6 separate regions of the Homo sapiens genome follow, and regions 1, 2, 4, 5 and 6 are each linked to region 3. The links are chromatin contacts, found by Hi-C or POLR2A ChIA-PET in ENCODE. All regions are on one chromosome and are shown on one strand. The core of a region is the stretch at or near the end of the contact, and the rest is flanking DNA. Distances in the headings are between cores, read along the strand shown. Region 1 has its middle 75 kb from the start of CDC25A. Region 2 overlaps ZNF589 (zinc finger protein 589). Region 3 holds the start of SMARCC1 (SWI/SNF related BAF chromatin remodeling complex subunit C1). Region 4 holds the start of ZNF589 (zinc finger protein 589). Region 5 overlaps KLHL18 (kelch like family member 18). Region 6 holds the start of CDC25A (cell division cycle 25A).

What was found. A loop is a pair of places that touch in the nucleus more often than their neighbours do. ChIA-PET counts read pairs that join two places held with the same protein, here RNA polymerase II (POLR2A). Pooled maps may share reads with other maps.
Region 1: a loop to region 3 is called in a pooled map, with 5 times the contacts of the local background. The contact joins the enhancer-like site here to the promoter of SMARCC1 in region 3. A Hi-C loop is called at or near these places in 2 of 50 pooled maps. POLR2A ChIA-PET finds 5 or more read pairs at or near these places in 2 of 52 experiments (GM12878 and WTC11).
Region 2: a loop to region 3 is called in a pooled map, with 7 times the contacts of the local background. The contact joins the enhancer-like site here to the promoter of SMARCC1 in region 3. A Hi-C loop is called at or near these places in 4 of 50 pooled maps. POLR2A ChIA-PET finds 5 or more read pairs at or near these places in 2 of 52 experiments (K562 and endothelial cell of umbilical vein).
Region 4: a loop to region 3 is called in a pooled map, with 7 times the contacts of the local background. The contact joins the promoter of ZNF589 here to the promoter of SMARCC1 in region 3. A Hi-C loop is called at or near these places in 8 of 50 pooled maps. POLR2A ChIA-PET finds 5 or more read pairs at or near these places in 3 of 52 experiments (K562 and activated T-cell).
Region 5: a loop to region 3 is called in a map of PC-9, with 13 times the contacts of the local background. The contact joins the enhancer-like site here to the promoter of SMARCC1 in region 3. A Hi-C loop is called at or near these places in 1 of 168 maps with a recorded cell type or tissue (PC-9), 1 of 37 single-sample maps with no recorded cell type and 2 of 50 pooled maps. POLR2A ChIA-PET finds 5 or more read pairs at or near these places in 1 of 52 experiments (AG04450).
Region 6: a loop to region 3 is called in a pooled map, with 12 times the contacts of the local background. The contact joins the promoter of CDC25A here to the promoter of SMARCC1 in region 3. A Hi-C loop is called at or near these places in 1 of 37 single-sample maps with no recorded cell type and 10 of 50 pooled maps. POLR2A ChIA-PET finds 5 or more read pairs at or near these places in 4 of 52 experiments (HEK293, OCI-LY7, WTC11 and 1 more).

Annotation. Positions count from the first base shown.
Region 1 is chr3:48,110,542-48,115,753 of GRCh38, reverse strand. No RefSeq gene overlaps it. Among named protein-coding and RNA genes, the nearest start is that of CDC25A, 75 kb to the left of the region's middle. RefSeq lists enhancers at 1,360-1,859, 1,860-2,361. Within about 2 kb of position 3,118, at least 4 of the 41 ENCODE cell types and tissues checked have a DNase peak (open chromatin) inside an H3K27ac peak, as active enhancers do.
Region 2 is chr3:48,266,043-48,270,695 of GRCh38, reverse strand. It overlaps ZNF589 (zinc finger protein 589), which reads right to left. Exons shown (of 4, transcript NM_016089.3): 4 at 1-2,781. The coding sequence ends at 1,910. Among named protein-coding and RNA genes, the nearest start is that of ZNF589, 27 kb to the right of the region's middle. Within about 2 kb of position 2,260, at least 11 of the 41 ENCODE cell types and tissues checked have a DNase peak (open chromatin) inside an H3K27ac peak, as active enhancers do.
Region 3 is chr3:47,779,016-47,783,784 of GRCh38, reverse strand. It overlaps SMARCC1 (SWI/SNF related BAF chromatin remodeling complex subunit C1), which reads left to right and starts at 1,892. Exons shown (of 28, transcript NM_003074.4): 1 at 1,892-2,182. The coding sequence starts at 1,988. RefSeq lists silencers at 1,149-1,208, 1,319-1,368, 1,779-1,998, 2,179-2,418 and an enhancer at 1,652-1,946.
Region 4 is chr3:48,238,546-48,243,302 of GRCh38, reverse strand. ZNF589 (zinc finger protein 589) reads right to left here and starts at 2,199. Exons shown (of 4, transcript NM_016089.3): 1 at 2,089-2,199. The coding sequence starts at 2,131. RefSeq lists enhancers at 2,030-2,324, 1,515-2,432, 2,750-3,044.
Region 5 is chr3:47,320,634-47,325,474 of GRCh38, reverse strand. It overlaps KLHL18 (kelch like family member 18), which reads right to left. Exons shown (of 10, transcript NM_025010.5): 3 at 2,767-2,907. Among named protein-coding and RNA genes, the nearest start is that of KLHL18, 40 kb to the right of the region's middle. RefSeq lists a silencer at 1,462-1,756. Within about 2 kb of position 1,759, at least 5 of the 41 ENCODE cell types and tissues checked have a DNase peak (open chromatin) inside an H3K27ac peak, as active enhancers do; they include PC-9, where a contact is called at or near this core.
Region 6 is chr3:48,186,131-48,190,609 of GRCh38, reverse strand. CDC25A (cell division cycle 25A) reads left to right here and starts at 2,193. Exons shown (of 15, transcript NM_001789.3): 1 at 2,193-2,832; 2 at 3,831-3,907. The coding sequence starts at 2,663. RefSeq lists a silencer at 2,527-2,736 and an enhancer at 2,480-3,108.

The sequences.
Region 1 (5,212 bases), core at 1,869-4,368, 330 kb before region 3:
ACTATGGAGGCTGAGGCAGGAGAATCGCTTGAACCTAGGAGGCAGAGGTTGCAATGAGCTGAGATCGCACCATTGCATTCCAGCCTGGGCAACAAGAGCAAAACTCCATCTTGAAAAAAAAAAAAAAAAAAAAAAAAAAAAAAAAAAAAAAAAGGCCACGCGCGGTGGCTCATGCCTGTAATCCCAGCACTTTGGGAGGCCGAGGTGGGTGGATCACCCGAGGTCAGGATTTCGAGACCAGCCTGGCCAACATGGTGAAATCCCATCTCTACTAAAAATACAAAAATTTGCTGGGCATGGTGGTGTGTGCCTGTGTTCCCAGCTACTTGGGAGGCTGAGGCAGGAGACTTGCTTGAACCCGGGAGGTGGAGGTTGCAGTGAGCCGAGATCGCACCACTGCACTCCAACCTGGACGACAAGAGTGATACTCCATCTCAAAAAAGAAAAAAAAGAAAAAGAAAAAGAAATAAACAAATCTTAAGGGTACTGTCAAAGAAAAGAGTCAAACTCAGTAAAATATTTGAAGAGATTTATTCAGAGCCAAATATGAGTGACCATGGGCCATGACAGAGCCCCAGGAGATCCTGAGAACATGTGCCCAAGGTGGCATTTGAAATGCTTGTTTCCCAGTGCCGTAAAGAAATAGCACTTGAACATAAATATAATTTCCTTAGTAAGGCCATTTTTACTTCCTGCAGAAAGGGTACACTCACCAGCAGTTTTGCCACGAGAGTACACTGAACAAAGGAGACAGGGTCATTTATAACCTGACACATCCACCCTACTGCTGTGTCTGGTTTCCACTGGCTGGAACGGGACCTCACATTCTGTATTTGTCCTGATTGGCTAGCAACTTAGAACTTTTTAAAAGAGGCAAAGGTAGAGGAGAACAAAGGAAGGAGAAAGTAACTTGTGGAATGCTAAGAAAGGTAAAAACACCTTGGAAGCTAAAAACATAAAGTACATTGATTTCTTTATCATGGCTAGCAGATATTTAAGAATGTTAGCACAGGTCTTTGAATAAATTTTGCTTCTAAGAGAAGTTACTATTTATTCCTAATTAAATGGGGAGGAAAGTCTTTGAAGAGGAACCTTTAGTTTTTACAGTGGTCAGGCCACAGACTGGTTTTTTTGTTTGTTTGTTTGTTTGTTTGTTTGTTTGGAGATGGAGTCTCGCTCTGTCGCCCAGGCTAGAGTGCAGTGGCTCAATCTCAGCTCACTGCAAGCTCTGCCTCCTGGGTTCATGCCATTCTCCTTCCTCAGCCTCCCGAGTAGCTGGGACTACAGGCGCCCACCACAATGCCCGGCTAATTTTTTGTATTTTTTTAGTAGAGACAGGGTTTCACCGTGTTAACCAGGGTGATCTCGATCTCCTGACCTCGTGATCCGCCCACCTCGGCCTCCCAAAGTGCTGGGATTACAGGCGTGAGCCACCGCGTCCGGCCTACAGACTGGTTTTATACATTTTAGGGAGACAGAAGACATCAATCAATACATGTAAGATGTACATTGGTTTGGTCTGGAAAGGCAGGACATCTTCAAGTGGCGGGTGTTTCCAAGTCTAGGTCATAAATGGACTTCAAAGAGTCTCTGATTTGCCATTGGTTAAAAGAGTTTGAGAGTTTATCTAAAGACCAGAAATCAATAGAAGGGAGTCTCCATGTTAAGCTAAGGAGTTGTGGGGCTGGGTGTGGTGGCTCACGCCTGTAATCCCGGCACTTTGGGAGGCCGAAGTGGGTGGATCACGAGGTCAGGAGTTCAAGACCAGCCTAGCCAACATGGTGAAACCCTGTCTTTACTAAAAATACAAAAAATTAGCTGGGCATGGTGGCACGTGCCTGTAGCCCCAGCTACTCAGGAGGCTGAGGCACGAGAATAGCTTGAATTTGGGAGGAAGGGGTTCCAGTGAGCTGAGATCGCGCCACTGCACTCCAGCCTGGGCAACAGAGCGAGGCTCTGTCTAAAAAAAAAAAAAAACAAAAAACACACACAGAGGGAACTTCATCATCATGTTACATAAAACTGGCCTGTTTTGGAATTTGGCTATTATCTCTCATTCTTCTGATTTCTCAGAAGGTCAGGTAAACAGCTTGGTTTCTTAACATATAATTTTAGCATGAGTAATTCTATTTTAGTTTTTTCCTTTTTTTTTTTTTTGAGACAGAGTCTCACTTTTGTTGCCCAGGATGGAGTGCAGTGGCGCAGTGTCGGCTCACTGCAACCTCCACCTCCCGGGTTCAAGCAATTCTCCTGTCTCAGCTTCCCGAGTAGCTGGGACTACAGGTGTCCGCCACCATGCCCGGCTAACCTCAGGTGATCCGCCAGCCTCAGCCTCCCAAAGTGATGGGATTACAGACGTTAGCCACCTTGCCCGGCCCATTTTAGTTTTTAGTCTGGTCTTTTGGGGCCTAGTGCAGGAGCTTTGTCCGAAACAATGGCTAACGTAGTGTTTTTATTAGCATCTGAAAGACTCGTGAGGGGAATCTGAGACAGTACATTTGATAAGGCTTCCCGAATTGTCTTTCCCTTTTGCAGCAATATAGTTATTTTAGGGGGCTGGGGTTCCCATTAAAGGGTTCTTGGCAATATTAAGTGAGTGAATATGTCATTTATCCTAAAGCCAGTCCCATATGGCTTGCATATGAAGTATATCAGCTGCTTCATCTGAGTGTTCTATTTGGCATTTGTAGGTGGAGCCAGGCAGTCCCCCTTTGCAGGGTAAACAGACCTTACCATGGCTTTTATCCAGTCCATCAGGCTGGCTGTTCCCTTGGGAATAACCTCCTATGTGTCTGTGTGTCGTAGAGCTATCTGTGATTGTTCCATAGTGAGCTGTGGGTCCTGTATCAACCCAAACATGCTCTTTCACTCTGCAGCACTTCAAACCAAAGATACTGCTCCTAAATTTGTTGCTCTCAAAATCCATTTTAGTAAAGCCTCCTCAGGAGCCTGATGATACCAATCTGCAAAATGAAACGCTTCCTTCATACTATCCCTCTAGTTTTCACAGTATCTTGGTTTTGCTGCTTCCCCGCATTGACTGCCTTTTTGGTAACCACAGGTCTTAGAGGTACTTTCTGTTGTCTCTCTATAATTTTTCCCTTCTGGGGGAGGCTTTGTGGCTTGTGGCCAAAGCTCAGACTAACTGAAAGCTAAACTTAGTCTAGCATCAAGATTGACCCAGAACTCCCTTTTACTTTCATTTTTAGCTATTATATATAACAGTAAACAAGGAATTGAAATTTTGTGTTTTTTTCTTATTAGTTTGCATTTCTTTTTTGTTGTTTTGAGACATGGTCTCATTCTGTCACCCAGGCTGGAGTGCAGTGGTGCAATCTAGGCTCACTTCAATCTCCACCTCCCAGGCTTAAGTGATCCTCCCACCTTAGCCTCCCAAGTAGCTGGGACTACAGGCCCGCACCACCATGCCCAGCTAATTTTTGTATTTTTGTTGTTGTTGTTGTCATTGTTTTGAGACAGAGTTTTGCTCTTGTTGCCCAGGCTGGAGTGCAATGGTGCAATCTCGGCTCACCGCAACCTCCACCTCCTGGGTTCAAGCGATTCTCCTGCCTCAGCCTCCTGAGTACCTGGGATTACAGGCGCATGCCACTACGCCTGGCTAACTTTGTATTTTTAGTAGGGTTGGGGTTTCTCCATGTTGGTCAGGCTAGTCTCAAACTCCTGGCCTCAGGTGATCTGCCTGCTGAAGCCTCCCAAAGTGCTGGGATTACAGGCATGAGCCATCGTGCCCGACCTAATTTTTGTATTTTTATTAGAGACAGGGTTTCACCATGTCACCCAGGCTGGTGTTGAGGAAATCCTGACCTCAAGTGATTCTCCCGCCTCGGCCTCCCAAAGTGCTGGGATTACAGGCGTGAGTCACTGCACCCAGCCTAGTTTGCATTTCTTTATCCATTTGGTAAACCTACTCCCTGGGAGTTGGATCCATCTCTAAATTTTATTGGTAACTTTTACCTTTTGTAACTGATTGTAGCACAGCTGATACTTCGTACCATGGGGGACCACACGGCCACCCAGGAATCAAAAGTTCCTCACCTCCCACCCTTTATCCTTTTTCTTCCCAAACTACATGTTTCCATGAGCAGGGCTGGTGTAGTAAATCCCACTTCTGACACCAAACATGACATTATAGGTGGAGGAACAAAAAAAAACAACCAAGTGATTTTTCCTATTCTCTTACTCAGCAGTCAACAATACTTCTGTGACCAGTGTACGGGAGTTTTTCCCCCCACACCAAGCAAGTAGTCCTTCAGCTGTGGACACCAGCTATATGTCCTCCAATTCAGTTTAATTCTGGCACTATCTACCCAGAGATAGAGTCAGATCCCATATGTTGAAGGTTTAGTATCCTGAATAGCTGGGATTATAGGCATGCACCACCACGCCTGGCTATTTTTCATATTTTCAGTAGAGATGGGGTTTCACCATGTTGACCAGGCTGGTCTCGAACTCCTGACCTCAGGTGATCTACCCTCCTTGGCCTCCCAAAGTGTTGGGATTACAGGCGTGAGCCACTGCACCCAGCCTAATTTTTTTTGTATTTATTTTTTTTGTAGAGAGATGGTCTCGTCATGTTGCCCAGGCTGGTCTTGAATGTCTGGGCTCTAGTGATCTGCCCATCTCTGCCTCTCAAAGCGCTAGGATTACAGGTGTGAGCCACTGTGCCTGGCCTCATTTGGATTTTTAATGGAGACTTCATTACATAGGCATGGTTGATTAAATAATTAACCATTGGTGATCGACTTAACTGTCAGCCTCTCTCCTCTCCCAGGAGGTTGGGGAGTGGTGCTGAAAAGTTACAACCCTCTAATCTGCCTTGGTCTTCGCTGTTACTAGCCCCCATCCTGAAGCTACCTAGGGGCTGCCAGCCACCAGGCAACTTAATAGTGTACAAAAGATACCACTCTGAATTCCAATAATTTTAGGAGTTGTATGCCAGAAAAGTGGGATAAAGACCAAATACAGTTTTACTTAGCTTAACAAGAGGGATGTGTTCTAAGAAATGCATCACTAAGTGATTTCATCATTGTGCGAACACCATAGAGTGTACTTACACATACCTAGATGATACAGCCTACTAAATACCTAGAATACCCAGGGTACAGGATGTAGCCTGTTGCTCCTACACCACAAACCTGTACAGCGTGTTACTGCACTGAATACTATAGGCAATTGTAACACCTGGTAAATA
Region 2 (4,653 bases), core at 1,011-3,510, 490 kb before region 3:
CATGAACATCTCTCCCCTTCTTTTCTGTGGCAGAGTCCCTTAGCAAATAGAGGCACTGGGGCCTGAGTGGATAGCTCTCCAAGGTACACTCATTGACACAGGGTATCAGGTAGGGCTAGCCCCAGCCCAAGGGAGTAAGGCAAACTGTCAGAACCTGGGCCATATGGGCCCTGGAGTGTGAGGAGAGACAAATGGCTAAAGGCCCTGGCACCATTCCTGGATGTAATTTAGCCACCCGAGCATGGCTAAAACACTGGGTACTGAGATTGGAGGATTTAAGAGGAGCTGTGTTTAAAATACCCTTAAACCTGGTATTGGAAGGCTGATGATGCAGCATTGCTAGATCCCTGTCATTGAAGGCCAAGGTGGCGTGGCTATGTTTAAGTCCTGAGTCTGAAGAACTTTTAGAGTGTGGTTAAAGAATCTTGGATTTGGGACTGGAGGGTTAGGAAGGGGACCTGGTAAAGGTGTCCCTCAGATTGTAGGGCTGGAGACTGAACTCTGAGTAAAATCTAAAGGTGGGGTAGGAGAGGAAACAGCAAAGGCTAGAGATGTAGAAAAAAATAAAGCAGGAGAGTGTCATGGAAGCTAATGGAAGAACACAGTTGCAGAAGGAAGTAGTCAGATGCAAAGACCATTCCTCCAAGGGGACCGTCACTTGACACCTCTGCTCTCAGAAGTTAGATCTCTGTCATCTTCACATCTAAAGGAATGTAAGGGGTCAAAAGACTGTCCCCAAAGCTCTTAGAACAAGAGTGGGGTGGGCGTACAGTGGATAGATTTGACTCCAAGTATCTCTTAAGGGGCCACTTCCAGCCAACACCTTACTCTCACTCCATGAAGGTTTCTCCCGAGTGTGTCCTCTGACACGTGACAAGTAATGATGTCCACGTACAGCTCTGTCCACATTACCTTACAAACAAGGCTTCTCCCTAAGCATTTCCGCTGGTGTGGCTGATGGCTGACTTGTTGCTAAAATCACATCCTCACTCCTTGCACCTCTAAAGCTTTTCCCCGAGTGTATCTTCTGGTGTATGATGAGCTGTGACTTTCTCCTAAAGCTTTGCCCACACTCCACGCATGCATAAGGCTTCTCCCCCGAGTGTATCCTCTGATGTAAGCTGAGAGTGGACTTGTGGCTAAAGTTTCGCCCACACTCGATGCATGCGTAAGGTTTCTCTCCTGTGTGTGTCCTCCAGTGTCTGTTGAGGAGTATCTTCCGGCCAAATCCCCGCCCACATTCCCCACACACATAAGGCTTCTCCCCTGAATGTGTCTGCTCGTGTGCGAGGAGAGTTGATTTATCACAAAAGCCTCGCCCACACTGGCTGCACACATAAGGTTTTTCCTTGGAGTGTGTACTCCGGTGGTAGTGGAGGGTTGACTGAGCTATAAAGCCTCGCCCACACTCTCCGCAGACATAAGGCTTTTCTCCTGTGTGTGTCCTCTGGTGTCTGATGAGCTGTGATTTCGTGATAAAGCCTTGCCCACACTCCGTGCATGCATAAGGCTTCTCCCCAGAGTGTATCCTCTGATGTACACTAAGAGCGGACTTGAGGCTAAAGTTTCGCCCACACTCAAAGCACGTGTAAGGCTTCTCTCCCGTGTGTGTCCTCCAGTGTCCATTGAGGACTATCCTCCGGCTAAATCCCCGCCCACATTCCCCACACACATAAGGCTTCTCCCCTGAGTGTGTTCTCCGATGTGATTTGAGCGACGACTTCTGGCTAAATCCATGCCCACACTCCTCACACACGTGAGGTTTCACCTCTGAATGTGTCCACTGGTGTAGGAGGAGAGTTGATTTAGCACGAAAGCCTCGCCCACACTCTCTGCAAACAAAAGGCTTCTCATCTGAATGTATCCTCTGGTGTGTGTTGAGACATGATCTCCTTACAAAGCCTCGGCCTCAATCTCTGCACACATAAGGCTTATCCCCCGTGTGAATTCTCTGGTGCTTAATGAGCTCTGACTTTTCACGAAAGCCTCGCCCACACACTGTGCACATAAACGATTTCTCCCTTGTGTGTGTCCTCTGATGTCTGATGAGGTATGGCTTGCAGCTAAAGCCTCGCCCACAATGGCTGCACACATAAGGTTTCTCCCCGGAGTGTGTACTCAGGTGGTTGCGGAGGACTGACTCAACTATAAAGCCTCGCCCACACTCTCCGCAGACATAAGGCTTTTCTCCTGTGTGTGTCCTCTGGTGTATGATGAGCTGTGACTTCCTGCTAAAGCCTCGCCCACACTCCCTGCACACCTGTGACTGCCTTTTGTCTGAAGATTTTTCTGCTGTGACTGCCTTCTGTCTGAACAGGTTTGACTTCTGGTTAAAAGCTAGTGCACACTCCCCAAACGTGACTGCTCCAAACCCTGGGGTTTCTGCCCTCTTGGAAATTCTGTCTACTTCCTCAGAGCTTGCATTCTGGGCTGGACTGAGCTGTATCTCTAATATTCTGTTGCCTCCCCAAGAGCTTATTGGTGGTCTCTGGAACAGGCTAGAGAAACCCACTAAAGCCCCCCTTTCATTTGTACTCCAAAACAAGGGTCTGACGCCTCCTTCCACTCGTTGATCTTCTGCTTCAGCCCCCCTGTGATTTTTATCAGAAGGATGTTGTGACTGTGGCTGATCCTCTGGGCAGGGATTTCCTGGGTGGAGTTGATTTCCTGCATGGAAACCTGGAATAGGATGATTGTGTAGCTCATCTTGGCTGAGGAACTGCTGACTGCCAAAGGCCAGAGGGCAAGAAGGGCAGGTATGGACTTCTGGCTTTGATTCTGCTGAAGAAAGAAAGTTTCCAGTCAGAAGAGTCATAGGAAGGGCTGACTGGGCTCTTGTTTTATGATAAGACCTGGCCCATTAATCATTCTCAATGATTAAAGTCTTTCTCCCCAAGATGTGCTGTGCAGGACCTATATTTTCATTCAACCTCTTCAAACTTTTGATTTGGAAATCATTTCAAATATACAGAAAAGTTGCAAGAATATGAATAATACAAAGGGCTGGGCACAGTGGCTCACGCCTGTAATCCCAGCACTTTGGGAGGCGGAGGCGGGCAGATCACGAGGTCAAGAGATTGAGACCATACTGCCCAACATGGTGAAACCCTGTCTCTACTAAAAATACAAAAATTAGCTGGGTGGAGTGACGGGCGCCTGTAGTCCCAGCTACTCGGGAGGCTGAGACAGGAGAATCACTTGAACCCGGGAGGCAGAGGTTGCAGTGAGCCAAGATCATGCCACTGTACTCCAGCCTGGCGACAGAGTGAGACTCCGTCTCAAAAAAAAAAAAAAATTCTTCTATTTATTAGTTAGGCAAGGGTCTTCAGTTAGGCTGATAAAGGGTCTGGCCTCCTGGATTACAAAAAGTTCATGGTTGTTTGTTATCTTCAGCTGGTTAGAAACAGTTGCAATTTAATTTTGATATTTCTTAGGAAAGTGCAGCTAAATGGTAACATTACTGTATTTGCCGACTTGTGGAAAACAGGGAAGAGCAGGTCTTGGATTGGAGGACCAAGAGCCAGCCTTCTTTAAGTCAGTTGTGCCTGTCTTCTCCACTGATGAATCCTCACTTCTGGTAGAACTTGGCATGTAATCTTCCTCTAGTAAATATCTACTTATGAGTGGGGAAACTCAAATGAAGGCTTCCTATGCACATTCTTCAATACTATTCTGTACTGCATTCTACATTGGGGGACATCGAGACTAAGTGACTCCTATCTCAATCCATCCTTTCTTCTCAAAGGAAAAGTCACAAAGAGCATTCCCGTATAGGTCATAAAGACTGTTCTCTCAGTGGAAACAAATGCTTATGGCATTATGTGATTATGGTAGAGGATAATTTTAGTATAATTGTAGATATTTACAACACTGAGGATGTCTGGATGCCTACTTGGAAGATTCTCTGTTGCGATAATATATAGAATAGATTCGGCTGTGGGTTTTTTTGGATTAAAGTAAAATATGTAATAAGTAAAAATGGAGTGCAGTGTATAATCTGAATCTAATCATGGGAAACAACAGGAACTTTTTTGTGACGGCGTTCACCATGTTGCCCAGGCTAGTCTTGAAGTCCTGAGCTCAGGCAATCTGCCCGCCTTGGTTGGCCTCCCAAAGTGCTGGGATTACAGGCGTGAGCCACGGCGCCCGGCCCTATTTGGCTTTAGTCACCCACTCCCACCACCACATTCTTCGATTCCTGATTCTAGGGCAGCACTCTATGATTCCAGGGCTTCATTTCTTCTGGATGGATGGGGGTCCTGGTTTCAGTAGCTCCTCTGGAGCAGCATAGCTTAGCTAGTCCTCATCCCTCTTCCTGTCCTGAGAGAGTTGGAGCAGTTGGGCTGGGTGTCTGGGAATCTGATGATCAGGATGTCTGGATGGCAGCTTTGCAAGCCTAGAGTAGTCAAAGCCTGGAACACTCCTGGCCCTAGATGTAGTTCAAAGGCCAAAGGTGGTTAGCTTTCCCAAGAGGTATTGCATCTATGTCAGGGGGCTTAATTCTCACTGGCTTCTTTTCTTCAAAGGCCTAGTCAAAGTAGCAAGGATCTCATTATTTATAGAACATAGACCTTTAAAAAGTTCAGAGTTATTTGTGGTGTATTTAGAGTATTTAGGAACACATATTTTGGCATCCTGAACCCTGTCTTGTCT
Region 3 (4,769 bases), core at 643-3,142:
GGTCTGGGGATGGCATCAGTGTTAATTTCCTGGTATAAATGATTGTATTGTGATTATGTAAGAGAATATATAGACTATACTTGTCTGTAGAAAATACACATTAAACTTTTTGATAGTGATGGGTATTATGTCAGCAACTTACTCTTAGATGATTCAGGAAAAGTTCTTTGTATTATATTTGCAACTTTTCTGTTAAATCTGAGAAAGTTTCAAATTAAAAACTTTTTTTTTCAGACGAGTTTGGCTCTGTCGCCTAGGCTGGAGTGCAGTGGCGTGATCTCAGCTCACTGCGATCTCCACCTCCTCCTGGGTTCAAGCAATTCTCCTGCCTCAGCCTCCCGAGTAGCTGGGATTACAGGCATGCACCACCACACCTGGCCAATTTTTGTAGTTTTAGTAGAGACGGGGTTTCACCATGTTGGCCAGGGTGGTCTGGAACTCCTGACCTCGTGATCAGTCTGCCTTGGCCTCCCAAAGTGTTGGGATTACAGGCGTGAGCTATCTCGCCTGGCCCTCTTGATCACATTCTATTAACTTTTTTATTTAATATATTTTACTGTCCGTGACACAGCCCTCAGGAGATCCTGAAAACATGTACACACCCTCATTTTTAAAAGATCTCAGAAACTTACCAGCAGTTAGTCACGTTCTCACAAGCAATTAGTTACTTGCTTCTCTGCGATCATATAGCATTATGTTCACAACTCCATTATGGCCAGTCATACTTTTTATGTTTCTGAAACAGGGTTTCGCTCTGTCGCCCAAGCTGAAGTGTAGTGAGTGGCGCGATTATAGCTCACTGCAGCCTCCATCTCCCCAGCTCAAGGGATCCTCCCACCTCAGCCCTCCAAGAGGCTAGGACCACAGGCTTGCAACACAACGCTGGCTGATTTTTGTATTTTTTGTAGAGACGGGGATGGGTGTGGTGGTCTAGAGCTCCTGGGCTCAATTGATCCTCCCGCCTCAGCCTCCCAAAGTGCTCCGCACCCGGCCAATATACCTTGTTAATAATTTAAAAATTTTCGGCTTCTATGTGGGCCATTCATTAACTCATCAAGTATTTACTGTACATCTGTTCCTTGTCTCAGGTGTTCAGGATACACCTGTGAACAAGTTAAGATTAGGTTCTCATGTAATTTATGTGGAAGGTAAATGAGAAACTAGAAACGCCGGGTCGTGGTGAGCGCTATGCAGAAAGTGTATGGGTGTGAACAGTTGTTCAAGATTGTTAAGATCTGACAACTACTTTCTGAAGTCCTTTGAAGCAGTGAATCTGAACGCGTCTCGTAAGTGCAAATCAGAAGGGAAGACCTGCTGAGGTCTCGAAAGAGCCAGTGCAAGGGCCCCTGGGGCAGGAATGAGCCGCTGTGGCTGGACCCCTGAGGGAGTGGAAGGTCTGTGAAGCCGAAAAGCCTAGGCGTGGGAGTCCCAGATGGCTGTTCACAAATGCCGCCGGGCCGCTGGGGGTGGAGGGCCTGAGGGAAAGCGGGGCCCGGCGCAGTCCCAGTCCGGGTGCAGGGCCCTCGGCCAGCACTCGATACCCTAGACAGGCTTTCCCTTGGGCATTTCTCGCACCAGGCCTTTTCCCTCCAGCGGAGGCGGGCTATGACACATAACCCACCTGCGGTTGTTGACCGCATAATGATTCGACGTCGGTAGCGAGGGAAGAGCAAGGCTCAAAAACCGGCGCTCACTAGGGCAGAATGCAGCCTACGGAGGATGGCGGAAGAGGCGGCTGAGGCCGCAGGACGTGCTATTCCAAGGCACGGCCGCACGAGTGCTACGCATGCGCGTGCGCTGGCTCGCGTCAGATACAGTGCCAGTTCCCAGATGGGGCGGGGCCGGGCGTCCGCGCCGGAAGAGGGTTGGCTGGGCGGGGCCGGGAAGCGGCAGTGGCGGCTACGCGCGCGGGGGTGCGCGCGGGAACGACCGGGAAACACCGCGAGGGCCGGGGTGGGCCAGGCTGTGGGGACGACGGGCTGCGACGATGGCCGCAGCGGCGGGCGGCGGCGGGCCGGGGACAGCGGTAGGCGCCACGGGCTCGGGGATTGCGGCGGCAGCCGCAGGCCTAGCTGTTTATCGACGGAAGGATGGGGGCCCGGCCACCAAGTTTTGGGAGAGCCCGGAGACGGTGTCCCAGCTGGATTCGGTGCGGGTCTGGCTGGGCAAGCACTACAAGAAGGTGGGTTCGCGCGCCCGTGGGGGCCGGGAGACCACGCGACCGGGGCCGGAGGCGGCAGCTGGCCTCGCGGGCCTCGGGCCGCCCCTCCCCCCCGCACGCCACGAGGGACAACAAAGGCAGGCGCCGGGCCCGCCACGCCCCCGCCGCCCGCTCTGGGCGCCCGCGATCCCGGGGCCTGACTGGGGTTCGGGGCTCTCTCCTCTGAGCCTACGCACCCATGGTGAAAGCCCCTGCTCAGTCTCGTGTGCCAGAGCAGGTCGAGCTCAGCCACTAAGCGAGTGTGACTCTCTCTCTTTTGTCAGCTGCCTTAGGTGTGTGAACAATGATCCCTAAAGACCGAGCAAGCGTGGTAAAAGCAGCTTCAAGTTTTGTTTAGAGCGTATTCAAAGTCTCGAGGGGGTTTGCTACCTGTTGTTGAATTGCTAAACGACTGGGATGATTGTATTCGTTAATTAATAACAGGCAATATGAATTCTAGGATGGATGAGAACTATTAACGACGGTTCTACCTCATCGTGCTTCTGGTTCTGTGTGGCGTGAGAGTTGATGGTCGCTTGTACGTAAAGTGTTCTAAAGGGAGGCCTTCCCCAAGAACCCAGTTTTTATTAGAGCACTTTTCTTGTGTCACCTTTATTTTCTTCGTAGTGTTTACCACATTTTGAAATTATTCATTTACTGATTTCTCCTACCTTTGGAACGGAAGTTCCGCCGAGTCAGTAGTTTTCAAAGTTTTGACTTAATCCTTTGTTTATAACAAATGTTTTTTTTTTTTCCAACTTCCCTTTTGTGTAAATATTCAGGAGGACTCCCTTAAAGGGTGTAATGAAGCAGGTAGCCGAAAAGGCTCCCCAGCCTCTGAAGTTTTCCTATCACCCTCTTTAGTTCTGTACTTTCTCCTATTGAGAATCATAGCACTGAAGCAAGGGCTTTGTTCACTGCAGTGTATCCGGGAACGTGGCTGATACTTATTGCCTTACCCTTAGTGGCTGCTTAGTAAATATTTGTTGAATGAATGAAAACATAAACTAGTTTAGGAACCTATTTTTTTGGCCTCAGCAGCTCAGTGAAGCCTGTCAGTGTTTGGCAGTTATTAGGCATGGGCAGGGATCTTGGGTTCCTTTGGCATTACACGTGGTACATTCAGAAATGACCATTTCTGGCCGGGCGCGGCTTGGAAGGCCGGGCGGGTGGATCACCTGAGGTCAGGAGTTCGAGACTAGCCTGACCAACATGGTGAAACCCCGTCTTTCCAAAAAATACAAAATTAGTCGGGTGTGGCAGCACATGCCTGTAATCCCAGCTACTCGGGAGGCTGAGGCAGGAGAATCTCTTGAACCCAGGAGGCAGAAGCTGCAGTGAGCCGAGATTGCACCATTGCACTCCAGCCTAGGTAATAAAGTAAGACTGTCTCCAAAAAAAAAAAAAAAAAAAAAACAAAAAAAAACCAAAGACCCAGAAATGATCATTTCTTTCTTTCTTGTTTTTGAAGGTCAGCTAGAAAAATTACATTTCTTATCTGAAGTTTGAGGAAGTGAGAGACAGTAATTATATTTTTAGGTGTCTGGACTTTTCCTCCTCTGAAATTACATTTAGACTGTAGATTTTTAGTAATATTGCCCTTTCTTACACAGTGATAAATTGGTCACTTTTTAAATGTAAGTAATAGAGCTTCCAGAAGTGGCTAATGGAATTGAATATGTTATGAAAATATTGGTTAATTCTTCTTTATTACATTCCTTTTAGCCAATGCTTTGGGTCTTAAATTCAGTGAAGCTTTAACAAAGAAAAATAATCTACAGGCATATTCCTTTGAATAATATCAAGGAAGAGAGTAGAAAAAGGCAAATTTCAGTAATTTCTACCTCTCCGCACTGTTCAGTGTGCATCAGTTTGGGATCAACTACAAGAAGCTTTAGACATGGATAATCCTTCGATATTTGTTTGGGTGGGTAGGGAAGTGGCTACAAAGCAGTTTGAGGAATTGCCCAGCAGTATTGAGACCACTAGGCTAATGTTGATTCACTATCCCTGAGACTTTATAGACAAAGTTACCTTTGACTTCTCAGGACTTTGTAAAGCCAGAGTGTATTTCTAGGGTCTACTGAGATTGAGAAACGTATATACCCTAGGCCTGACAGCCAGAATCTTTTCAGTCTCTGGGTGTTAGCGTTGAAGTGGTGAAAATATTATCACAAAGTTCTTTGCTTCTTTTCTACACAGTGCATTTCTATTTGGTGTACGCATTGGTTTTAACTAACCGTTTCTAGTGCATTTAATACTGCATTTTCAGAGCAGACAACAGTTTCAGTCTCAGTAAACATGATTTTGTTAGTGTCATTTTTTATTTATTTTTATTTTACTTTATTTTTTTGAGACAGGGTCTTTCTGTGTTGCCCAGGCTGGAGTACAGTGGCGTGATCATAGCTCACTGCAACCTCAAACTCTTGCATTCAGCTCATGCATTCAGTGAACAACTGAGCATTTACCATGTGCCGGGTACTTAAAGTATAACTCACTTAAAGTCCTCATAGCAGTCCTAAATGATAGATATTATTTACCTTCTTTTTCAAATGGAAGATACCTGAGA
Region 4 (4,757 bases), core at 950-3,449, 460 kb before region 3:
AGAAAAAAAAAATTTTAACACAAAGATGAAGTCTCACTATGTTGCCCAGGCTGGTCTCAAACTTCTGGGCTCAAGTGATCCTAGCCTCAGCCTTCCAAAGTGCTGGGATTACAGGCGTGAGCCACCATGCTGGGCCAGTTTTTACATTTTTAATTGGCTGAAAAAAAAATCAGAAACAGAATATTTCATAATAATGAAAATTATATATGAAATTCAAATTTCCTTTTTTTTTTTTAGAGTCTCATTCTGTTACCCAAGCTGGAGTGCAGTCATGCGATCTCGGCTCACTGAAACCTCTGCCTCCAAGGTTCAAGCAATTCTTGCGCCTCAGCCTCAGAGTAGCTGGGATTACAGGTGTACGGCACCACACCCAGCTTATTTTATTTTATTTTATTTTTAAAGTAGAGATGGGGTGTTGCCATGTTGACCAGGCTGGTCTTGAACTCCTGGGCTCAAGAGATCCTCCTGCCTTGGCCTCCCAAAGTGCTGGGATTACAGGCGTGAGCCACTGCACTCAGCCAAAATTCAAATTTCAATGTCTATAAAGAAAGTTTTATTGGAACACGGCAATGCTCATTCGTTTACCTATGGTCTTTGGCTGCTTTCACACAACAGCAGACCACTAGTCGTAACAAAGACCGTGTGGCCTACAAAGCCTGAAACATTTACCACCTGGCCCTTAAAAGAAAACGTTTGCAAGACCAGGTGCAGTGGCTCACGCCTATAATCCTAGCACTTTGGGAGACCGAGGCGGGAGGATCCCTTGAGCCCAGGAGTTGGAGACCAGCCTGGGCAACATAGGGAGACCCTGTTTCTAAAAAAACCAAACAGAAAAAAATTTGCCCAGCCCTGTTCTAGACTGTTCCTGTTGTTACATCCAAAGTCATTTGGGGCCGGGTGTGGTAGCTCCCACCTGTAATCCCAACACTTTGGGAGGCCGAGGCAGGTGGATCATCTGGGGTCAGGAGTTCAAGACCGGCCTGGCCAACATGATGAAACCCCGCCTCTACTAAAAATACAAAAAAATAGCCGGGCGTGGTGGCGTGTCCCTGTAATTCCAGCCGCTTGGTAGGCTGAGGCAGGAGAATCGCTGGAACCTGGGAGAAAGAGGTTGCAGTGAGCAGAGATCGCCCACTGCACTCCAGCCTGGGCTACAGAGCAAGACTCTGTCTCCAAAAAAAAAGTCTTTTGGGCCGGGTGGGGTGGCTAACACCTGTAATCCCAACATTGTGGGAGGCCAAGGTGGGTGGATTGCTTGAGGCCAGGAGTTCGAGACCAGCCTGGCAAATATGGCGAAATCCCCTCTCTACTAAAAATACAACAGCCGGGGTGGTGAGGCGCCGCCTGTAATCCCAGCTACTCCGGAAGCTGAGGCACGAGAATCACTTGAGCCTGGGAAAGCGGAGGCTGCAGTGAGCCTAGATCCCGCCACTGCACTCCGGACCGACTCAAAAAATATAAAAATATAATATACTCCGGGCGCGGTGGCTCACGCCTGTAATCCCAGCACTTTGGGAGGCCGAGGTGGGCGGATCACGAGGTCTGGAGTTCAAAACCAGCCTGGCCAACATGGTGAAATCCCCGTCTCTACTAAAAATACAAAAATTAGCCAGGCGTGGTGGAGGGCGCCTGTAATCCCAGCTGCTCGGCAGGCTGAGGCAGAGAACTGCTTGAACCCGGGAGACGGAGATTGCAGTGAACGGAGATCGCGCCACTGCACTCCAGCCTGGGCGACAGAGCGAGACTCCGTCTCAAAATAAATATGATATAATATAATAATACAAAATGCTGTTCTTCAGTTGCACTCCACACATCTCAAATGCTCAGCAGCCATTTATGGCCAATGACTGCCGGAGTGCACAAGTGCAGGATGCCCGGTGAAGAGTCGTGGAGTGAGCACCGTGGAGACTGTACGGGACACCTAGGGAGGAACCTGGCCCCCCAGGGGAGTAAGAGCCGCTGTAGGGGTAGTCAGCGCCTCACACAGCTCGCACCCCACGCGCATCCCTGGTGGATACGGCCGACGCCTGCGCGGCGCCTGCGGCTGGAGCACCGAATGGGGGAGGCGATCTCGCGGCCCCGACTCACCTTCCGCAGTCCAGCCCAGTAGCTGCTCCCGCGGGGCCCACATCTGCGCGCGCACGCACGCACGAAGCAAACGAGGTAGCAGCACCGTGTGTGAAACGGATTAGAATGCGCACCGCGGGCCACTGGCGGCGCCAGAAGAAAGAAGCAGGACTGGGTGAAGTGCGTCACCGCGCGGCGCGCAGCCTGCCGGGAAGCGTAGTTCTCGGGGCGAAATGCGGCTTGTGCAGGGCGAGAGAAAATGCTGAGGCGCACTTTGACCTTCTAGGTCCCCCTCGGCCGCAATATTTGGGGTTGTGCTTACCACAGGTACCCATAAGCAAAATATAGTGTTGTTTTCCATGGTTGTAAACATTATATAAATACACTTACAATGCCTGCTACTAGCTCTTTTGCGCAGTTCTATAATGACACGTGTTGACCTGTTCATTGTGTGTTCACTGCTGTGTGGTATCTAATGTAGAAATACACCAGGACTCCAATTGGACAGACTCATGCGCATCCATGGAGAGCTTCTCAAGGACAGTGGTTCGCAAACTTGTTGTTGTTAAAATCCTTTTACACTCTTAAAAATTACTGAGGACCCCAAAGAGCTTTTGAAACCGCCTTTGCAAAATTATACCTAAGGAAATTATGATGTTATAGGAGTTATTAAGAAATTATTTTAAGCAGATAGAGAAGGAAAGGGGTCCTTGGGAAGTTTTTGTTTCTTTTAAAGCAGCTCCAGAAAGGTTTCTTGTCTAGCAGGAAAGCCTGGGCTCCTAGAGCAGGATGGCAAGCTTTGATATGGAAATACAGGCCATTAGAAACTGGACGCACCCAAACATGGCGATTCCCGCCGTCCTTTTCTTTGCCCTGACATGTGCCTGGCAACATGGCCACCCCCCACATATTCCCACGTGTGTAGAACTTCATGGAGCCCTACATTTGCATATTAAAAAGCTAGGGTGGGAGGGCCAGGTTTTTGGCTGCCACATAAATGACACATCTGATCAAACTAATCCCCTGAGCCCTATGGAAACCAGACACCGCCTCCTCCAGCATCCTCAGATAAGCAGCCACTTTTCCGCACACGGCGCTTTCTCTTTGTTGGAATCCCCGCTCCCTCTGTCTCTGTATGGGGGAGCTGTTTTCGTCTTCCTTCCTTCTTTCTTGCCTATTAAACTTTTCGCTCCTTAAAACCACTCCACGTGTGTCTGTGTTATTAAGCCTATCAGAGACCAAGGACCCTGGTGTTCCTCCAGTCATCAGAGCCTTATCAATGACAGTAAAAGATATCAGATCTAACCCACCTCATCTTCCTTTCAACCTCTAAACTGTCTTTGTCCACTTCTGGGCATAGGCCAAAGTAGCCTTGGGAAGGAATTCAGTTTATAGCTTAAATAATAGCCCTTCCCAAGGGCTAAACTGTTCTTGTAAAATGAATGAAAGGCCACCAGCCACCAAATTAGGATGAGAAGGGCTGGAATTCTAAATATTACCAGCCATTATTCCAGAGGCCCTAAGACGCACAACTTCCCCAATTACTCTTTTGAAGCACAACTTCCCCAATTACTCTTTTTTTTTTTTTAGGGAAAAGAACACGGAGTCTCACTCTGTCTACCATGCTGGAGTGCAGTGGTGCCATCTCGGCTCACTGCAACCTCCCTCTCCTGGGTTCAAGCGATTCTCCTGCCTCAACCTCCTGAGTAGCCGGGATTACAAGCACGCACCACCATACCCCGCTAATATTTTTGGATTCTTTTTTTTTTTGGTTGGTTTTTTTTTTTTTTTTTTTTTTTTTTTTGAGACGGAGTCTCGCTCTGTCGCCCAGGCCGGACTGCGGACTGCAGTGGCGCAATCTCGGCTCACTGCAAGCTCCGCTTCCCGGGTTCACGCCATTCTCCTGCCTCAGCCTCCCCAGTAGCTGGGACTACAGGCGCCCGCCACCGCGCCCGGCTAATTTTTTGTATTTTTAGTAGAGACGGGGTTTCACCTTGTTAGCCAGGATGGTCTCGATCTCCTGACCTCATGATCCACCCGCCTCGGCCTCCCAAAGTGCTGGGATTACAGGCGTGAGCCACCGCGCCCGGCCAAGGTTGGTTTTTTTTTTTTTTTTTTTTTGAGCCCAGGCTGGAGTGCAATGGTGCGATCTCGGCTCACTGCAACCTCCTCCTCCCGAGTTCAAGCAATTATCCTGCCTCGGCCTCCGGAGTAACTGGAATTACAGGCATGCGCCACCACGCCCGGCTAATTTTGTATTTTTAGTAAGGACGGGGTTTCTCCATGTTGGTCAGGCTGGTCTCAAACTCCTGACCTAGGTGAGCCGCCCACCTTGGCCTCCCAAAGTGGTAGGATTCCAGGCGTGAGCCACCACGCCCAGCCCTCAATTACTCTTAAAGATAACATCACTATTGTGAACCTAAGATTGGCCTTTTGAGATGTCTTTTCAGATTTTTGCATTTCTGACAACTGAACGGCCCCAGCTGGACCTGCCAACCAGTTTTGTGGCCACCACCTAGGAACTGACTCAGCCTAAGAGAACAGCTTCAACTCCTTATGATTTCATCCCGAGCCAACCAATCAGCACCCTGATTCACTGGCCCCCTTCCCACCAAATTATCCTTAAAAATTTTGATCTCTGAGTTTTTGAGGAAACTGATTTGAGTAATAATAAAACTCTGGTCTTCCGC
Region 5 (4,841 bases), core at 510-3,009, 460 kb after region 3:
CTGTAATCCCAGCACTTTGGGAGGCTGAGGCGGGCGGATCACAAGGTCAGGAGATCGAGACCATCCTGGCTAACATGGTGAAACCCCGTCTCTACTAAAAGTACAAAAAATTAGCCAGGCGTGGTGGCAGGCGCCTGTAGTCCCAGCTACTTGGGAGGCTGAGGCGAGAGAATGGCGTGAACACAGGAGGCGGAGCTTGCAGTGAGCCAAGATCGCGCCACTGCACTCCAGCCTGGGCAACAAGAGTGACACTCTGTCTCACAGAGCAAGGCTCCGCCTTAAAAAAAAAAAGAAAAAAAAGAAAATGATGCACCTTCAAGGGCACATACGAAGTGGGGAGCTGGGAGACACCATCACATTCTGTAGCGAGGCTCAGGGAGAATCATTCCAAGGAACAGAGACAATAATAGGAACTACTGGTGAGAAAACAGAAAGCAGGCCATGGCTCTGGAGTCTGTGGCAGGAAACAGGAGAGGTATAGGTTTAGGTCTCAGAAAGGGTCCTGAAGGGCTGAATGAAAAAATGTCAAAGATAGGCTCAAAACATCAGGTTTATGCGTAAGTACTTATTCCTAAAATGCTACTGGTGCATGCAAACCTGCACTGGCCTAAAAATGACTTTTCTTTTTTCTTTTTAGTTTTTAGAGACAGAGTCTTGCTCAGTTGCCCAAGCTGGAGTAAGGTGATTGTAACTCACTGCAGCCTTGGGCTCCTGGTTCAAGCAGTTCTCCCACCTTAGCCTCTCCAGTAGCTGGGACTATAGATGTGAGCCACTGCACTTGACTAATTAAAAAAATTTTTTTTTTGTAGAGACAGGGTCTTGCTCTGCCATACAGGCTGGTCTGGAAATCCTAACCTCAAGCAATCCTCCTGCCTTGGCCTCCCAAAATGCTGGGATTACAGCATGAACCACCTCATCTGGCCTAAAAATCACTTTTCTAAGCAACTTTTAGATAACAGTACTTTACAACATAGCCTGGATCCAGTGTTGACAGTGACAATCTCAAAAGCCCCCTAGGTGGAGCTGTTGTCCATTGGTGAAGATTCGAGGCTCGTCAACAATCCTTTCCAGGATTAATCCTACTTAGCCACAGAGTCATTTCAGCAGTGGTAAAGCCCAAGGCCTCCAAGCCTGGGGCTCTACCTTACAGAAAAAAAAAAAAAAAAAAAAAAAAAAGAAAGAAAGAAAAAGAAAAAAGGAAGTCATTTTCCAAGTTCTGTGGGAAAAAGAGGTGAACTAAGTCCAGTCTGTGTCTTAAAAAGCTCACAAACGAGCAGGAAAGATAGTGTGTGCTCCTCACATCTCCATATGCACCCTCTGGCCTGCCCCAGAAGGCATCCCACAGCAGGGACAAGGTTGGTTCCGCAGCTTTACTCTTACTACAAGGTCTTTATAAAACTGCGAACAGCACCACTTACCTCAGGATGAAACCCTTTACCCAGTGTTCAGCAGATGAGCTCCCCACTAAATCTTAGGCATCATTACCACGGTTATTTGATTAGCTGTACACACAGCAGTACTCAGTGTGATGACCATGAGCACCGTGTGGGCAGGATATGAACAGACAGCGGGTGTGGTCCATAAGCTGCTAACTGAACTGGATAGGTGGAGTGAGAATAGGGGAGGGGAGGTCAGCTCCATGAGGGGATGAGGTTCGGAGGGCAGATCTGAGTCAGGAGGAATGCTGACAGACCAGATACCTAGTGATCAGAGTAGGCTCAGGTGAAGGCTGGGTGTGTGAAGCACCATAGACACAGGGGTGCTGTTTGGGGTCCTCCTGCCTGTCTGTGGCCCAGCACTAACCCACATCCCCAAGCCTCTGCTGGTTAAAAGGCCTTTACCTTATGACTAAGAGCTCTGGCTCTTGAGGGGGAGGGAGAGCCTTCTTAACTGCTCAGGCAGAAGGTCACAGGAGACCCACGAGGCCTACTGCCAAGCACTGGAAATAGGTGGGGGTATAATCCATGGTCCCAACCATAAAAGTGCATACAATGATAGTTCCCAATGGACTAAGGAGGATAGAGAATTCCAGTAAGTGAAATTTGGGTAGGCTCTTAAATAACTGAAGTATGAAAAGGAAGGTCAAGAAATTCAAAGAGGGCTGGGAGCAGTGGCTTATGCCTGTAATCCAAGCACTTTGGGAGACCAAGGTGGGCAGAGTTTGAGACCAGCCTGGGCAACATGGCAAAACCACATCTCTACCAAAAAAATTACAAAAATTAGCCAGGTGTGGTGGCACGTGCCTGTAGTTCCAGCTACTCGGGAGGCTGAGGTGGGAGGATTGCTGGAACATGGGAGGCAGAGGTTGCAGTGAGGCGAGATCATACCACTGCACTCCAGCCTGGGTGACAGAGCAAGATCCTGTCTTGAAAAAAAAAAAGAAAAGAAAAGAAATTCAGAGAGCAAAGTACCTAAACAAAGATGGAGATGGCTATGGAACAGTAGAGGAGCACTGCACAAATCAGTTTGGTGAGAAATCAGCTAAATTAGTGGCTGGTGAGATCGGAGGGGGAGGAACAGAAGATGTACATGTCAAGCCAAGGGAAAGGGCAGGCTGGACTATGTAAATCATGTTCTGAAAAAATTCATCTCAAAGAAGTGGGCACTGCTACAAACTGATTTCAAGAAATGTAAGTGCTGCAGAATAACCTTTCCAGCTCACTCCCTTCATAAACCTATATATGGTCCCAAGAACTCAGCAAACTGGCAGAAGATTCCAGAAATGAAATAGTCATGTTCTCCACCAGGCCCACCACATCACCTCACCGTTCTCGAAGGAATGTGCAGCAGGCGTCTTTGATGCTCTGCAGCTGCAGGAAGCTCGCCCCCATCAGCAATGACTGGACATTTTGCTGGTCAATGGCAAGGTTGCCGTTGTAGGCAAAGTTGATCAGAGCCTCCAGGGCACTAGAGGAAAGAGGGAAAGCTGTGAGGTGCTTTCAGAGACGAGTCTTGGCCCACGGGAGACTCAGGCCCTAACTGAACTGACATTACTTAGCCCAGGCCCTTTGAGAATCTATCTAATGGAGTAACTACTTCACCACAGCCTAAAACTCATTCTACCAAGTTGTCTTCATTGCCCTACAGAAAATTCTAAAAAAGAGAACACAATCACCTACAATTTCACTACTGAAAAAGTCAACAGCGGTCATTTTTCTACATTCATTTTTAGTCCTTGATCGCCAACATGCATGAATTATATGGATATAATCATAAAATACTTATCAAGCCTTTCCCATGTTGGTACACTGTCTTCATGTTTATTGTTTTTAGTGGCTGCTATATAATATTTCAACATGCAAATATGCTATCATTTATTTCCTTTATTGGTAAGCATAATAGCCATTACCATCTTATTGCTGTTAGAACGTTTTTGAATTATTTCTTTGGGGTAAATTTCTAGAATGAGATTTCTGACATTTTTTCTGCTTTCAATTCACACTGAAAATGAAATCCAAATTCCAGCTATAAGGCTGTATGTGCTCTGGTCCCTCTCCATCTATCTATCCTCCTCACCTCCACTTTCTCCCTTTCTTACTTGATTCCAACATTCTGGACATATTCTTACCTCAGGGCCTTTGCAATGACTGCTCCCTGTTTGGAGGGCTCTTCCCCCAGATGGCTCATTCCCTCACTTCAATTAAGATGTCTCAGCTCAAATGCCACCCCATGACAGGTGCCTTCCCTGATCACCTGAAAATAGCACAGACTCCACCATCCTTCACTAGCCTTTACTCTGCTTTACTTTTCTCATATCACTTTCACTCTTAGCCATACCATGCATGTATTTGGTGACTGCCAAATCACTACTAGAAAGCTGGCAGAAGCCGGGCGCAGTGGCTCACGCCTGTAATCCCAGCACTTTAAGAGGCCGAGGCGGGCGGATCACCTGAGGTCAGGAGCTCGAGACCAGCCTAACCAACATGGCAAAACCCTGTGTCTACTAAAAATACAAAAATTAGCCGGGCGTGGTGGCATGAGCCTGTAGTCCCAGCTACTTGAGAGGCTGAGGGAGAAGAATCGCTTGAATCCAAGAGGCGGAGGTTGTTGCAGTGAACAGAGATCATGTCATTGCATTCTAGCCTGGGCGACAGAGTGAGATTCCATCTCAAAAAAAAAAAAACAAAACAAAACAAAACAAAAAAAAAAAACGGCAGGTGCCTGTAATCCTAGCTACTCATGGGAGGCTGAGGCAGTAGAACTGCTTGAACCTGGGAGGTGGAGGTTGCAGTGAGCCCAGATCACACCACTGCACTCCAGCCTGGGTGCCAAGAGTGAGACTCCATTGCCTCCCCCTCCACTCCCCCCAAAAAAAAGGTTGGCAGAATGAGAAGAGGTGCTGTTTTCTCACTGCTATACCTCAGATATTTGATAGAGCTGTGCTCATCATGGATGTTCAGGCAATCTCTGTTAAATGAAGCCCCTGGACTATTCATGGGACGAGCATGCCTCCTTCAGACACACACCTCAGAGAATAGGAGGGCACAACTGCCCTTGGACACCTTACTTCTACGTCTTTCCTCATAAGTAACTGGCCTAAGATTTCTTTCTTTCTTTTTCAAGAGTCAAGGTCTCACTCTGTTGCCCAGGCTGGAGTGTAGTGGTGTGATCACAGCTCGCGGCAGCCTTGACTTCCTCGGCTCACCTCCTACCTCAGCTTTCTAAGTAGCTGAGACTACAGGTGTGCACCACCATGCCCAGCTAATTAAAAACAATTTTTTTTTATAAAGATGTGGTTTATGTTGTCCAGGCTGGTCTTGAACTCCTAGCCTCAAGCAATCCTCCCGCCTTGACCTCCCAAATTGTTTGGATTTCAGGTGTGAGCCACCTTGCCTGGCCTG
Region 6 (4,479 bases), core at 944-3,443, 410 kb before region 3:
CCACAGGATAAGGCCAAACTCTTCAGCAAACTCCAATCCTTTCAAGAACTGTCCCTCACAGCCAGTCCCATGTGCCCATTCTAGAACCGACTGGATCAACTCAGGAGTAGCTCCCGGCAAGTACGGCGTTCCTCCTCACCTCCTGGCTGCCGAGGGCCGTTTCCTTAGAAAGCACTTCCCACCAGCCCCAAGCTCCCCTTCTCCAGCAACCTTGACCTTTAGTTTTAATCTCCTTTAGGACGTGCCCCCCACCGTACTGCCTTCCCCAGTCCCCGCCCCTCCTCTAGGTGCCCACCATCCCTCCACAAACCACAGCTATTGTCATGGTAATAATTCCATTATTAGAAGGAGCTTTATGCTCAGCGGACCAGAGCTCCCTGAGAGCAGGGATTGTGGTATTATTTCAAGCACTGAATTTGTTCTAGTAATCCTTAAATAAACATATGTTGAATGAATGAATGCAGTAACAGGAATGTTGAGCCAAGTTTTGTTTTTGTTTTTTGAGACGGAGTCTCGCTCTGTTGCCCAGGCTGGAGTGCAGTGGCTCGGTCTTGGCTCACTGCAAGCTCCGCCTCCCGAGTTCAGCCATTCTTCTGCCTCAGCCTCCCGAGTAGCTGGGACTACAGGCGCCCGCCACCACGCCCGGTAATTTTTTGTATTTTTAGTAGAGCCGGGGTTTCACCATGTTAGCCAGGATGGTCTCGATCTCCTGACCCCGTGATCCGCCCGCCTCGGTCTCCCAAAGTGCTGGGATTACAGGCGTGAGCCACCGCTCCCGGCCTGTTGAGCCAAGTATTAAACCACATAAAACACAGGAGGAGAGGAAAGTATTCAGAGATACGACAGGGAGAACTATTTGAAACAGTGGGACCACAGACCATGTGAACTGTGCAGAGAGGCCTAAATAGCCTGGGGTTTCTGGAGGGAAGGGAGGTTCCTGGGTGGTGGAGCACTGGTGCACAGAAAAGGAGATGAATCCTGAGAGAGAGGTTCCTCACTGTGAAGGGTCTGGTGTTGGGGCCAAAGGTTTGGGGTTTCCACCTGTCCAGCATGGCTTTTCAAACTGTAGGGTTTTTTTTTTTTGAGTGGGGGGCAGGGGGTGTCTCACTTTGTTGCCCAGGCTGGTCTCAAATTCGTGGGCTCAGGCAATCCTCCCACCTCGCCCTCCCAAAGTGCTGGGATGATAGGCGTGAGCCACTAAGCCCAGCAGTAGGTTGCAATTAAATCATGCACTTATGGCCCTCAAAATCCGTCTAGGAGCTGCCACAGGTTCGGCGCTGTAAAAGTAAATATGCCCACTTAGAAAATGGGGATAATTCCTATGTCACAGAGTTGTAAAGATTAAATGAATTAATACAGATTAACACACTGGGAACAGTGTCAAGTGCATAAGCATTATGTAAACTTTAGCTATTATTTGCTATTATTGTGTTTGCTGTTATTTCTCTCTAGGAGCTCCCAGGGGGCTAAGAAGTGGTGGGAAAGAAAGAAATGATTCTAAGAGCATCCAATAAGGGCTAGAATGGAAGTGAGCAAAAAATGCTGAGGCCCACAGCACAGGTTGTACTGCGGGGTTCAAATCCCATGAGGCCAGCAGCACCCAGGGTCTGTGAGCCCTCCAGAGTTGGGCCCTGGTGGTCGAGTCCAGTCCTGGGGGTCATTGCATTCCCTCCCTCATTATAAAATGGGGCCTGGAGGCCCGGGGCGGAAGAAAGGGGTCCACAATACTGCACGGTTAGAGGCCGAGCCAAGGCTGGATCCGGCCAGACCTCCACAGGTCTTCCTTAGCCTCCACATTGCCTCAGAGTGTGGGGCGCCCGGCTGGGGGCGAGGTAGCGGAGGCCCAAAGGGGGCCGAAGCTAACTGGACGGCAGCTCGCGATGGGAACTACGCTTCCCAGCATGCGACGGGGCAAAGGGGCCTTTCAGCCGCGAGCAGCGCCTCGCAGGTTCTGCTGGGAGTTTTCATTGACCTCTGCTCCCCCTCTCATTTTGATCCCCGCTCTTCTGCTCTGGGCTCCGCCCCCTTCTGAGAGCCGATGACCTGGCAGAGTCCCGCGAGCCGCTTTCTTCTTCCCCTCTCATTGGCCCAGCCTAGCTGCCATTCGGTTGAGAGGAGGAGAAGTTGCTTACTGATTGGTGGATTCCGTTTGGCGCCAACTAGGAAAGGGGGGCGGGGCAGCAGCTGGCCCCACTGAGCCGCTATTACCGCGAAAGGCCGGCCTGGCTGCGACAGCCTGGGTAAGAGGTGTAGGTCGGCTTGGTTTTCTGCTACCCGGAGCTGGGCAAGCGGGTGGGAGAACAGCGAAGACAGCGTGAGCCTGGGCCGTTGCCTCGAGGCTCTCGCCCGGCTTCTCTTGCCGACCCGCCACGTTTGTTTGGATTTAATCTTCAGGTTGCCGGCGCCCGCCCGCCCGCTGGCCTCGCGGTGTGAGAGGGAAGCACCCGTGCCTGTGGCTGGTGGCTGGCGCCTGGAGGGTCCGCACACCCGCCCGGCCGCGCCGCTTGCCCGCGGCAGCCGCGTCCCTGAACCGCGGAGTCGTGTTTGTGTTTGACCCGCGGGCGCCGGTGGCGCGCGGCCGAGGCCGGTGTCGGCGGGGCGGGGCGGTCGCGGCGGAGGCAGAGGAAGAGGGAGCGGGAGCTCTGCGAGGCCGGGCGCCGCCATGGAACTGGGCCCGGAGCCCCCGCACCGCCGCCGCCTGCTCTTCGCCTGCAGCCCCCCTCCCGCGTCGCAGCCCGTCGTGAAGGCGCTATTTGGCGCTTCAGCCGCCGGGGGACTGTCGCCTGTCACCAACCTGACCGTCACTATGGACCAGCTGCAGGGTCTGGGCAGGTAAGGAGAGACCGGCGGGCGGTGCTCCGGGCCCCTGGCCTCGGTGTCGGCCTCGGAGAGATCAGGCCAGGAAACGGACCGGGAGAAGGGCGAGACCCGTCCGTCCGGGTTCGCCGCTCGGGGACAGCCGGGCTAGGGCCTGCCATGTGCACCCCCGCCCGGGCGGAATGTTGGGCGGGAGAGGCCGTCGGGACCTTCCAGGGGAAGAGGTGGAGATCCTTGGGCCTAAGCCCGAGCCAGGCCCACCTTCACCCCTTTCGGATTGCTCCGTACTCTCCTTCTATCTCTATCCCTGGAAGCTCTTTGGAATCTACCCCCGCGGGGAAAATCAGGCTCTTCTAGGCACTCACTTTCACCCTTTGCTAAACCATCCTCAGGATCTTCGTTTGCTGTGATCTTTGTTCCTTCTCAACAAAGGACCATGGCATTTTCTTTCCTGGCGTTTATGTAAAATCATCTCAGTCCCTCGCCCTGTGCACATTCCTGATGTCCACTCTGCTGCTTTCCTAAGGCCAGGTCTTTTTACCCAACTTTCAGAAAGCTTCCTGGGCTTTTCCTGATAGCAAAAAATGCATCCCACGGTGTTTCCCGCGGAAGAGCTACTTTCCCTTCAATCTCTGGCATCCCGTTTGCTAAGCACATGTCTTGTGCGTTTCCCAACTTCTGAAAAGCAGAAAGTGTCCTGTTCAACTTTCATCCCGACTCTGTCTCAGTACTTAGAACACATGCTTTTATTTTAGGAAATACCCCAACATTTGCCATAGCCATCATAACCTGCAATGTGGTCCAAGGCCATGCCCACCCACTCCTTTTTTCTCCTTTGCCCAAGTGCTAATTGGGTGTTCAGAGTGGCAAAGTGGGATCTTTGCCACTTGTGGTGTGGCCTAGAAATGGTTTCTGGCAGCCTGGCTGCTTCTTAATCTCATGGCCTATCTCCTGCATGTGACCTTTTAATTATATCCTATAAATCATTCATGGTTTATTTCTGTTGGTTTCAGTGATTATGAGCAACCACTGGAGGTGAAGAACAACAGTAATCTGCAGAGAATGGGCTCCTCCGAGTCAACAGATTCAGGTATTTAAGTCTGCTGTGTGGGGAGCAATACTCTGAATTTCCTGAAACATGCCTTTTCACCCAGGAGGTTAGTTTTGGTGAGAACTTGAGGAAGTCATGGCATTGGGTGATAAACTTTTTTTTTTTTTTTTTTGAGACAGAGTTTCGCTCTTGTCGCCCAGGCTGGAGTGCAATGGCATGATCTCAGCTCACTGTAACCTCCACCTCCCGGGTTCAAGTGATTCTCCTGCCTCAGCCTCCCGAGTAGCTGGGATTACAGGCATGCACCACCACACCCGGCTAATTTTGTATTTTTTAGTAGAGACAGGGTTTCTTCATGTTGGTCAGCCTGGTCTCGAATTCACAACCTCAGGTGATCCGCCTTCCTCGGCCTCCCAAAGTGCTGGGATTACAGCGTGAGCCACCGCGCCCGGTGATAAACATTATTGAGAACAATACAAAGGAGCCCTTGTGGCTGTTTATGAAGAAAGGAAATAGGTTTCAAATGTCTATAAGGAGGTGGTGTGTGCTTGCCCTTGAAGGATGGGTAGTAAAGTATAATTCACCATACCACTGTAAGTGGCATTCAGGCA